Linked DNA regions of Homo sapiens: regions 2 and 3 are each linked to region 1. A link is a contact called in ENCODE Hi-C or POLR2A ChIA-PET data. All regions are on one chromosome and are shown on one strand. Each heading gives the region's core, a stretch centred on a gene start or an enhancer-like site at or near the end of the contact. The rest is flanking DNA. Distances are from core to core; before and after follow the strand shown. Region 1 overlaps ZFHX3 (zinc finger homeobox 3). Region 2 overlaps ZFHX3 (zinc finger homeobox 3). Region 3 overlaps ZFHX3 (zinc finger homeobox 3).

Region 1 (3,505 bases), core at 549-3,048:
ATTTTCTAACAAGAGCCCTCTTTTCGTCTCTTTGACTTTCAGTGTTTGACGAGGCTGAACAAGCACAACATACTAATGGGGTAGAATCCCACAAAGTCGCACAGCGGAGCCTCTGTTGTCTCCCTTCTTTTAAAATGATTAGTTTGCTTTTTGTGCTTGGTGTTACGCGCCAGCCCCTTTATCCGAGGTGCCTCTGGTTGCAGGGAGGGCTTTGCTGTGTTCTTCTCAGTGAGCCAGACCTAGAAGGGAAGGCACAGAGACAGATGGGGGCCGTGAGATGTTTTCGTGTCAGAAGCATTGGAGTGTCCCCCTTCCAGCGAAACTGAGACGGGATGAACATTTTAAAACATGAGTAGCCCTAATAGGATTAGGAAGAGGTGCAAGAAAAGGTCTCTTTGACTGACGTGAGTGAGCCCTCGTATGAACCCTGGCTTCGTTTCCAGCCGTAGCTGTTGACCCCCGAACGTGTGCCAAATTTCCAGTTAATCCAGATGAGGACAGTCTGTTATCCGCTGCACAGCATTTGGAGGACTTGGAGATCGTTGGGTTCTTTTTCTGCTCCCATTTATGACTCAAACTAGATACTTCCTTCCTTCATCATACTTCTCCAAGATTTCAGAAAGTAAATTCAATTGCCAAGCATAGATGTTTCTTTCTGTGAAAGCTACAGTACCTTTGCAGTTCTTATGATCCAGTCTTTTGCAGGTGCTATCTGTCTGTTTTTACCTATCTATCCGTCTATCTATCTATCTATCTAGTCTAATCTACCTATCTGTTTATCTATGTAGTCTGTCTAATCTATTTACTGAGACAGGGTCTCACTCTGTGAGCCAGGGTGGAGTACGCTGGTGTGATCATACCTCCCTTCAGCCTCCACCTCCTGGGATCAAGTGATCCTCCTGCCTCAGCCTCCCAAGTAGTTAAGACTACAGGCATGTGCCACCACACTTGGCTAATTTTTTATTTCTTTTTATAGAGACGGGGTCTCACCATGTTGCCCAGGCTGCTCTTGAACTCCTAAGCTCAAGTGATCCTCCTTCCTTGGCCTCCCAGTGTTGGGATTACAGGCGTGAGCCACCACGCCTGGCCTCCAGGTGCTTTCTAAACAAGCAAGTGAGTTGGAGTGGGAGTGATCAAGGAAAAGTATAGTCAGATTTAAGGTTATAGGGAGAGGTTGGCCCAACCAAGTGAGTTTGGGTAGACCTGAGTTCTCACTCTTTTTTGGTTAGCTAGGATGACCTCAAGATACTGGTTGGTCTCGCTTTCTCATTAGTAATTTGTGGGGAGATACTGGATTTTCTTGAGTTAGCTAGGAGGCCCCTGTGTTTTATAGTATTCCGGGAAGTATATTCTCAAAACAGTATTCAAGCCAAAGGGGGAATGCCCTCATTATACCCTTCCTTATTTTCTTAGAGTTGCTGCTGACACTGCCTGCATCACCTGCAGGTTAAGTCCCTGGGGTTGGGCATAGTGTGTGTGCATGTGTGTGCTCACATGTGTGTGCGCGTGCATGCAGTGTCTCGTGTTGTAGACACTTAGACTCAAACCGAAACAAACCCCCGCCAAATGGGCTCACCAGCTGGTTTTCTTTGGGTCCCCGGTTGGCATGCATCCCAGCACACTGCCCACAGTTGGAGCTGTTGTTTTGTTTTCTTTTTAAAATTACACTCCTGACCCAACAAAGGAGAGTAGGTAGGAATTGTGAGCACAGAGTAAAGAAAATGGAAAAAGTAAAAACAGAACCCGGTTGCCCTCCTCCCCAGCGGGTGACTCTGTGATAGAGGCGGAAGGGGTTGGGGAATTCAGGATTTGCGTGGGAGAAAAATTTCCTGCCTGGCGAGGAGAGCAAGAACTCTGAAAGCAGGCAGCTCCTTTCTTGAGTGCACCACTGGGATTTGTGCCTTGGTGGATTCTTCATATATTACAGTGAATTTAATTAAATACATTGTGATCCCAATTGAGGGTATTCTAATTAGCTGGGTCAGGAACAAATTATTCTCCCTCCTCCTCCAAATGAAAACATCCACTCCCTTCTGCGGGGAAGGCATGTTCTTGGCTGACTGACTGGCCCCGTGGAGTGCTCATGGGCCTCTTAGCACACTCCCTACCACTGCTTTTTATTAGGCAGGTTCCAAGGGTGGGATTCTGGGGATGAGGCCAGTGCCACTTGGGAGGAAGGGAGAGAGGATCTGACCAACAGGGTCGCGGGTTGAGCCGCTCAGGGCCTAGGAAATGGCCGAATGATGTGGAGAAGGTCACAGAGGTCAGGACCTTGCTGCTAGCTTTGGGTCTCTGTTTACTTCCAGTTGGACAACTTAAGAAATAACGAGACACTTGGAAAATCTGGGGAGAGCAGGACTTGTCACATGCAGGTAGACATAGTAGACCCAAGCAGAAGTTTGGGTTGGGATGTTAGGTTTATGCACAGCTGTTTCCTGGCAACCAAGATATAGTTTATTCTGGATTTTTTTTTTTTTTTTTTGAGACAGAGTTTTGCTCTGTCGCCCAGGCTGGAGTGCAGTGGCACTATTGTGGCTCACTGCAACCTCTGCCTCCCAGGTTCAAGCGATTTTCCTGCCTCAGCCTCCCAAGTAGCTGGGACTACAGGCACCCACCATTATGCCTGGCTAATTTTTGTATTTTTATAGAGACGGGGTTTCATCATGTTGGCCAGGCTGGTTTTGAACTCCTGACCTCAGGTGATGTGCCCACCTCAGCCTCCCAAAGTCCTGGGTTTACAGGTGTGAGCCACTGCATCCGGCCTATTCTGGATTTTTTTAAGTGTTTTGGAGAATAAACTTGGAATACAAAGCAAGCTTGGAATTTTGAATGAATCTTTCATGAATTTTCTAGGAGAGAACCCTAGGTGTTCACTGGACCAGGTTAGGTGGGAGCAGCCGTGGCTTCATTTTCTTGTTTCCTCTTATTCTTTTCTCCACTATTTGTAATGCATGCCCAGTTTCTTGCTAAAATGGCTCTCAAAGTGGCAGACAGAATAATTCATGGCAGTGTAAGAGATTGTAGTTTACCAACATGAGCTAGAGTGTGGAGTGGATTTTAGAATATCTTTTATCATATCCATTTTTTAAAGTGTGAGTACCCGGTATGATGTTTATTTCAATCCAGGGTTTATACGGTCCTATGACCCAAGAGCCCATGGATTTGGACATTTGACATCGCATTTCCATCCAACTCTTCTGGCCATGTTATTCCTCTCTTGTGGCTCAGAGATTGAAGACTCCAGCCATTTGGAATAGAACTCTCACACATCCATATTCAAATTTGATGTTTGAAATTCAGTGCCTTATTGTGAGGAAATCCTGTTTCATAGGGAGGTAGTGGGGGGATTGGAGGTAAGGCTTTAGTGATTCTTGGTCTGATTTCATAGTTTATTCTACCTCCAAAATCTCTTGATGGAACGTATTTCTTTGAATTTCATGGTTATTGTCTCTGCCATCTTTTATTCACTCAGTTTTAGTTGAAGCTTTAATGAATATCATTCTTT
Region 2 (3,505 bases), core at 393-2,892, 46 kb after region 1:
AAACTTCTCGCTGCCCAGAGAAATTTTTTCCCCAACTTCGACTCTACAGTGATATAAGTGCTGTTGAAATGATTGACTATGTGTATTTCAACACACATGAAAATAGCACTTGTGTGCACAGATTTACTGCACACTTGGTAGTGACAGTGGGATGGTCGTTCGTCCTGTGGTAAGTCCTTTTCCGTACTGAAGCGTAGGAGTGAAGATGGGCAGGTGATGTTTCCATGTGGGACCTGTGGTCTGAAGTGCTAAGTGAGGTAGACACTGGTGGGTGTGACTTTGTAGGTGTGACAGTAGGTGTGACTGTGGCTTGGGGAGGCTGGGGTCAGGAAGGCTTCCCCAGGGTGGGCAGAGGGCTGATGATGGCTGTGGCTTGTGTTTTCAGGCTGGTCCCATCTGGAGTGTTGTCCCTAGTCCAGTCTGGGGCCTGAATCATTTCTATCAGTGCCTAACCTAGAAACATCTGATTTCTCTAATCCTCTTGTTTGCTCTGACAGTCCCCCGACCGTTCCCACCTTTTCTTTCAGCTTATGTCCCCTGACGTAGCTTAGCACTTTTGTCATCACTGGAACACGGAAAGGTGATTTTCAGATGGAAGGGTAGGTGTGAATTTTTTTTTTTTTTTTTTTTTTTTTTTTTTTTTTTTTTTTTTTTTTTGGTAGGTGAACTCCAAGTGGCAGAGAGCCCACCTGGAAGTCAGCTGAGAGCTGGAGCTCTAAGTAAAGGCACTCTTGACAGGGCTCTGTCTCCTACTCTCGAACAACCAGGGAAGTGAATGGCAGCCGTTGGCCAGGAATTGATTGCATTAATTGATATGCCAATAAGAACGCTTGTTACATCCGCCATTGGTTAGGAGGCCAGCTAACAAGTCCGCTGATCAATGGCACCAATAAAGATTTCATCCATTAATGAGGAACGTGGTAATTAATGTTATCCATAAACCTATTAGCCTGGCTAGCTAATGCACTGGTTAGTGCCATGAGTGGCAGTGTGGAAAGTGGGCAGGGCATGGGTTGGGACTTAGGCAGGATCGTGGGCACCATCTTGGCAGGATCGTGGCCTCATCTTCAGGCAGGTTTATTCCAAACGTAAGCACATTTCAACCTCCTGGCAGAGAGAGAAGTCAGGCTGAGCCGGCTGGGCCCCAGGCTGGAGTATGGCTGAGCCCTGCTTTTGTCCCCCTACCTGCTGGGAGGAGACCAAGCCACGTTTTTCTCTTGCAGCTCCTCTGGCTGCAGAGCTTTCCCACGCAAGTCTCTCAGGGGCTGTTAGGGGCGTAAATGGAATGACTGAGTTCCCGGGTCATTCCAGTCCCAGCTGGGCACACTGTCCCCAGGGACACTCTCCGTCAGTGGCTCACACGCACTGCCCTGTGCTCCTGGAGGGCGGGCGTTGGCCTCTTCTGGGAACCATGAGTGAGTGGTAAAGTAATTAACATCCCCCACCCCCGGGCTTCATTAGGAAGAAAAATTTTGCTAGACGAAAGAAAGAAGGAGAAACAGATGATTTGAAGCTGTGCCTTTTTCCTTCCCCCCTGGTTTTTTGAAATGACATCAGTGGGTTGTTTGCCAAGCATAACCTGGCAGCCCGGCGCTCTGCCTGCCTGCCTGAGATTTCTGGGGACCGTGCAGCTCGCCAGCTCCAGCCGTGGCAGCATGCCAAGGTGACGTTCCGTGACTAAGCAGAAACGAGGGAAAGGGAAAGAGGGAGGAAGAAGGTATGTGTGGTTGGGGAGCTGGGGGAGAGAGTGGTCCTGGGTCTGGGCGTGGCATGGGGAGATGAGGAGGCATGTCTGGGGGCATCTGATCAGGAGGGCGGGCAAGAGGGGCAGGCACTGGCAGGCCAGGAGGTGTTCCAGTGGCATAGGGGGTGGGAGGGGGGGCACAGGGTGATGGCCGCAGACCCAGCCTGGGAGGCCGCCGAAGGGGTCTGACTTAGGAGGGAACCAAATGAGCCACAGTGAAGGTGACAGCCCAGAGGGCCTGGAACTGTTGAGGAGGAGGCTTAGGAAGCTTTTATCAGCATCAGGCCTGATACTCCACAGCGGAGTTTCCTTTGCATTGTTAGGTATTGACCCTCAGAGACCCCTTGTGGATTCCCTAATTGAAAATTAATACTAGATCAATGCCATGGGCAATTTGCATATTGATCATAAACAACTTTGAAGGCACCGAGTGTGCGGCAGATCAATAGGGCTCGTGAATAGGCTGCAGAGGGAGCACCTCCCAGTACAATGCGCTCCGAGAAAGGTTAATGATTTAGGAAGTTCCTAACTGCTTAGCGCAGGGAACAGCCCCCACACCACACAGCATCCCCAAGAGCAATTAGTGCCAGGCCTGAGCGCCTGCCCTCCATTCCCCCTCAGCACCCCCATCCCCAGGAGCGGAGGGAGGGCCACTGTGCTGGTGTGAGGCAAGGGGCTGGCGACCTGTGTTTTTACAGTTGCCTTTTTTGGTGATGGATGAAGTCTTGGGGCAGTTTATTCTGGGAAGCTACTGTAAAAGGCAGCAGCTAAGTTCAGGCTCCAATCATTGTCCTGACCCCTTCCCCAAAACACAGTTCTCCTGATGATGTGAATGGAATGAGATGGAGGAGGGGAGGAGCCTGGCTGCACCCAGCCTCCTCCCCCTCGGGCTTCAGATCAATGTGGAACCTACATTAACGTTTGCTTTAAGCCGTGATGGGTTTGGCCCTGGTTTGCTTCCTGTTCCATTCAGCTCTCATCTTTGGGCTTTTATGTCTTCGCCCATCGCTTACTCTCCCCTGCTTTGCGTCTGCTTGTTTTTGCTCTGGCTTTAGGCCTTGCCTTTTGGGGTGTCCCTGTTGGGTCCCCAGCAAGCCTGGAAAGGAATTCACTCCTCTGGGGAGATTCCCTTTACCTGCCACCCCTCCCCTTCTTTATCCTGGCCTCCATCCATCCCCTCTTTTCCCTTGGCTGCGGAAGCTGTGTGTGGATCAGCTGCCCTGGGGGTGCTCCGGGCTCACTTCTTAACATTGCAGCAAAACCTGGAACACTCCGGGGCCTGACCACTGAGTTTCTTGGAGCTCCCAGGGTACCAAGAGATGGCTGGTCCTAGGTTCAGGGCCAGATGCAGCCTGCAGAACTAATGCTGCCTGCCTGCACCTAGCTGCCTTGCTCCAGCCCTGAGACTGCAGGGTGGTGGCACCAGTAGCAGAGAGGTCTGCGTGTCACTAGGGGGAGACACGTCTTAGGTAGTGCTGAGTTGAGCAGACTTTCTTCTACAACAGCCAATTTGAGAAAAATAAAGTCCCCCCTTCATCCTCAATACCAAATTCATTTTGTACTAGGAAGTGCTAGCTTAAAATAGCCCTGCCGAGGTCACATAGTTTTCTATGGCTTTTAAATTTACAAAGTCCACTGAAATACATTTAGGTGCAGGGACAATGCATTTCCATAGAAGGGACATGCAGAACAGTCAGTAACTAATTTCTGCATTTGCACCGCAGTAACTAATTTCTGCATTTGCCATTCTGAGCCTTGAGT
Region 3 (3,505 bases), core at 670-3,169, 44 kb before region 1:
ATTGGGACTAATCATCAAGAATGATTAGGAGATGTTCTCTAGGGTCCCCCTCCTGGTTCTGTAAAAGGCAAACTAGTTAGAAGGTTAGAAATGTTTATCTACTGATAGTGTTTGGTTTGTAACCTGTTAATGAGTGGAGCATGTTCCCGGACTCAGGATGAGAGCCTCCAAAGCATAGCCAGTCTCTTAGGTCAACAGTGATACCCACATTGCCTTGGCAGGGCCGGCCTGTGCACTGGGGTTGCTGAAGGGGTTTACACCCACCTGCTGTTCCTTTTGAGTCTCTCTTCCTGTCTTCTGTCGCTGGCAGTATGCTCTTCCTGGAGGATGACTGGACCTTTCTAACCCCTTCTGAGCTGACCTCTGTGGAGTTTTCTTGGTGGCACGTGTCACACCGGGGCATCCGTGTCTTCCTGCTGCCCCTCAGAATGAGACAGAAGTCTGGGTTCTGGGTGGAAGGCATCCTTGCATTGGCTACCCTGACTTCTTCTCCTCCCATGGGTTCAGACCCCAGCCCTCAGGACCCAAGAGGCACAGGATTTCCCAGATTTCCCTGTGCAGCTTCTGGGAGACTGAAATCACTGGGAAGGGGTCTTCGTTCCCTGGGTCAACAACATTTGTGGAGTACTGATTTTGTGCTGGCCATTGAAGTAGGATTTTGTACAGACTCAGGCTCACGAATGTGTAATGTGTTACTAAAAAACTTGTTTGGGGCCATGGCTCACACCTGTAAACTCAACACAGGGAGGCTGAGGCAGGAGAACCACTTGAGCCCGGGAGTTCAAGACCAGCCTGGGCAACATAAACAGACCCTGTCTCTATAAAAAAATTTAAAAAATTAGCCAGGTGTGGCGGCACACACCTCTGGTCCTAGCTGCAGTGGGGACTGAGGTGGGAGGATCAGCTGAGCCTGAGAGTTCAAGACCAGCCTGGGCAACATAGCCAGACCTCATCTCTACAAAAAATAAAAAAATTATCAGGGTGTGGTGGTGCTTATAGTCCCAGCTACATGAGAGGGCTGCGGTGGGAGGATTGCTTGAGCCGAGGAGGTCAAGGCTGCAGTGAGCCATGATCACAGCACTGCACACAACCTCTGCCTCCCGGGTTCAAGTGATTCTCCTGCCTCAGCCTCCCAAGTAGCTGGGATTACAGGCGCCTGCCACCATACCCGGCTAATTTTTGTGTTTTTAGTAGAGACAGGGTTTCACCGTGTTGGCCAGGCTGGTCTCGAACTCCTGACCTCAAGTGATCCGCCCACTTGGGCCTCCCAAAGTGCTGGGATTACAGGCCTGAGCCACTGCACCCAGCCTGTATCTATGGGCCTTCGGGACAATGAGAATGATAATGTCGGGGTTTGGTGTTTGCTCCCAGACCCCTTTTGCCCTTGGGAGCGAGTCTGTGTCACTGCAGTGGTCCTGCAGATGCCTGTTGGCGCTACTGAAGATCTGGGAGGAGCTCCGATTGTGTTTATGGCAGGGAGTGTCTTAGCAGAGTGGCTCCATCTAGCTTTAGAACATGTCTTGCTGGTTTCGAACAGGGCTTGTTTGATTTGAATGTTTCATGTTCCAGATTCTTTACGAACTGCTCATTGTCGCAGGCCCAGGAAGGTTCTCTGAGCAGCATCGGATGTTTTTGCTCTGTGGAGGGTACTCTGTGCCTCGAGATGGGGGTGGGGGAGATCAAAGGTAACCCCACTGGCTCGTCCCCAGCTGAGGAGTCCCCTGCTCCAAGATGGTTTTCACTGTGGTCCTCCCATAGCTCCTGTGCCTTTGTCTTCTATACTTCCCCTCTACCGCCATGTCTCTTGTTTTCTAAAATAATTATAGATAGAGAAGCATGGGGAATATTCCTCGGCTCCTCTAGTGAGCCAGGCCAAGTGGCGCGGGTCCCAGGGCTATGTGTCCTAGACATGAGTCAGCAAGTGTGACTCCGAAGCCAGCTGTGCTTGAGGAAGCACTGTGGGGAGTGATTTGGCTGGAGACTTCTGTTTGTGCGTGGTTGTTCACTTTCTGGTTCTCAGATTAGGCTCTGACCATTTTCATTATTAATTTTTTTTTGCCCAGACTGGGTTCACATTAGTGATGGCTGCAGCTGTCAGCGGAGGAAGACCAAACAACTCCTCCAGGGACAAGAGCTCTGACCTCTGTCCCGTCTCTTTGTGTCCAACTCGGAATCCATACTCGGCTCTCTTCACCTCCAGGGTCTTGCCGCCCTAATTCATGTCTCTGAGTGTTTAGTGCTTTGGGGTTATCCAAAACTCATGCCTTGGGGGCGTGCCGATTTGCTCTGAGGTGGTGAGTTCTCGAGTGACACCTCTGTGGATGGCTATTCCTCCCTGATGTTCTAGCTAGCTTCCCGAGGGACCCACCAAATTCTCCAGAAACTCCCTCTCCCTTCCCGCTGCCTCCCGCAAACACATTCGGACGCCTGTCTTCTTTTCCTGGCCTGTGCTTTCTTCCTCTTGGAGTGTGGCATTTGGAATCAAGTCACCTGGGGAGATTTCAGACAACAGCCACAAAGCCCAGCTCCGCTGAGGGGAGACTAATTACACAGCTAATTAATCCAACAGATGTCATTTTAAGTGCTCATTTCTGTGTGATTTGGTTACACACGCCCTGCGTTGCTGAGATGGGCACGGGGCCCTGTTGGAAAGTATCTTTTATTTTTTAATCAGACTTTAAGGAAGAGCATATTTCCTGTCCATCTTTTATGCTCTAGTGACATATCCCTGGTTTTCCAGAACTGTCTCTCCAGCTGCTGTACCCACACACGGCATCTCTGCCCCACACGGGTGTCACACTGTTTGGCACCACGCTGGTCTCTGCGTCATGTGCTAGGTGGTTTCACCAACTGGTTCGTAAACCTCTTGAGGACCTGGATTGCCTTCAGTTTTGTGAGTTTCTCAAGAATGCAGCACAAGTAGACATCAGCAGGTGGTTATCCGTTTCTCTCCATTTACTCTCTTGTCTTTACTGACAGCAAGTTTCTTTGCAAGAAAAGTAGCTGAGGAGTGTCTGAAAGGTGTTGTTTTACAAGTGGAGGGTTAAGAAGTATAGGACACCAGTGATTGTTGGAAAACTGAAAAAGTCGTGCATAGGACAAACAAACCAAAAAAAGGCTCTTGGAGGCAGAGGAGGAAGGTCAGGAAGTGAGAGGAGATGGTGTTTTCCTTCCTTCCCTCTGCAGTGGTAGAAGTGGAACAGAGAGGATGGAAAGGTACTGCCTTCTGCAGGTGGCGTGGGAGCAGCTGCGGGGTGTAGCATGGCGGTGGCCCTGAAGCTGGCAGCCTGTACTCATGGAAGTCACCTGGTCCTCCATGGGGGCTGGCACCCAAGGCCCAAGGCCGCATTGCCCAGCAACCCCTCACTCTGAATCATGCCCACTCTGGGAGTTGACTCACCATGTCCCCTCCCAGTTGCTGGATCCAGAAGTGACACTTTTCACCACTAGTAGGACAGGTCGCCAGTGGTTTCTGTGTTGCTGACTCTGTCGGCTGTGTCCTAAT

What was found. A loop is a pair of places that touch in the nucleus more often than their neighbours do. ChIA-PET counts read pairs that join two places held with the same protein, here RNA polymerase II (POLR2A). Pooled maps may share reads with other maps.
Region 2: a map of mesothelial cell of epicardium shows a loop between it and region 1 (18-fold over the local background). The contact joins two enhancer-like sites. A Hi-C loop is called at or near these places in 4 of 168 maps with a recorded cell type or tissue (aorta, gastrocnemius medialis, mesothelial cell of epicardium and 1 more). POLR2A ChIA-PET finds 5 or more read pairs at or near these places in 2 of 52 experiments (Panc1 and endothelial cell of umbilical vein).
Region 3: a loop to region 1 is called in a map of heart right ventricle, with 2.5 times the contacts of the local background. The contact joins two enhancer-like sites. A Hi-C loop is called at or near these places in 6 of 168 maps with a recorded cell type or tissue (Right ventricle myocardium inferior, astrocyte of the cerebellum, heart left ventricle and 2 more) and 1 of 50 pooled maps. POLR2A ChIA-PET finds 5 or more read pairs at or near these places in 5 of 52 experiments (A673, BJ, HepG2 and 2 more).

The regions. Positions count from the first base shown.
Region 1 is chr16:72,893,126-72,896,630 of GRCh38, reverse strand. All of the region lies in intron 3 of ZFHX3 (zinc finger homeobox 3), which reads left to right. Among named protein-coding and RNA genes, the nearest start is that of ZFHX3, 150 kb to the left of the region's middle. Within about 2 kb of position 1,798, at least 10 of the 41 ENCODE cell types and tissues checked have a DNase peak (open chromatin) inside an H3K27ac peak, as active enhancers do; they include A673, endothelial cell of umbilical vein, heart left ventricle and 1 more, where a contact is called at or near this core.
Region 2 is chr16:72,847,013-72,850,517 of GRCh38, reverse strand. All of the region lies in intron 4 of ZFHX3 (zinc finger homeobox 3), which reads left to right. Among named protein-coding and RNA genes, the nearest start is that of ZFHX3-AS1, 180 kb to the right of the region's middle. RefSeq lists a silencer at 3,145-3,204. Within about 2 kb of position 1,642, at least 28 of the 41 ENCODE cell types and tissues checked have a DNase peak (open chromatin) inside an H3K27ac peak, as active enhancers do; they include endothelial cell of umbilical vein, where a contact is called at or near this core.
Region 3 is chr16:72,937,410-72,940,914 of GRCh38, reverse strand. The region is part of intron 3 of ZFHX3 (zinc finger homeobox 3); the gene reads left to right. Among named protein-coding and RNA genes, the nearest start is that of ZFHX3, 110 kb to the left of the region's middle. RefSeq lists an enhancer at 1,771-2,065. Within about 2 kb of position 1,919, at least 25 of the 41 ENCODE cell types and tissues checked have a DNase peak (open chromatin) inside an H3K27ac peak, as active enhancers do; they include A673, heart left ventricle and heart right ventricle, where a contact is called at or near this core.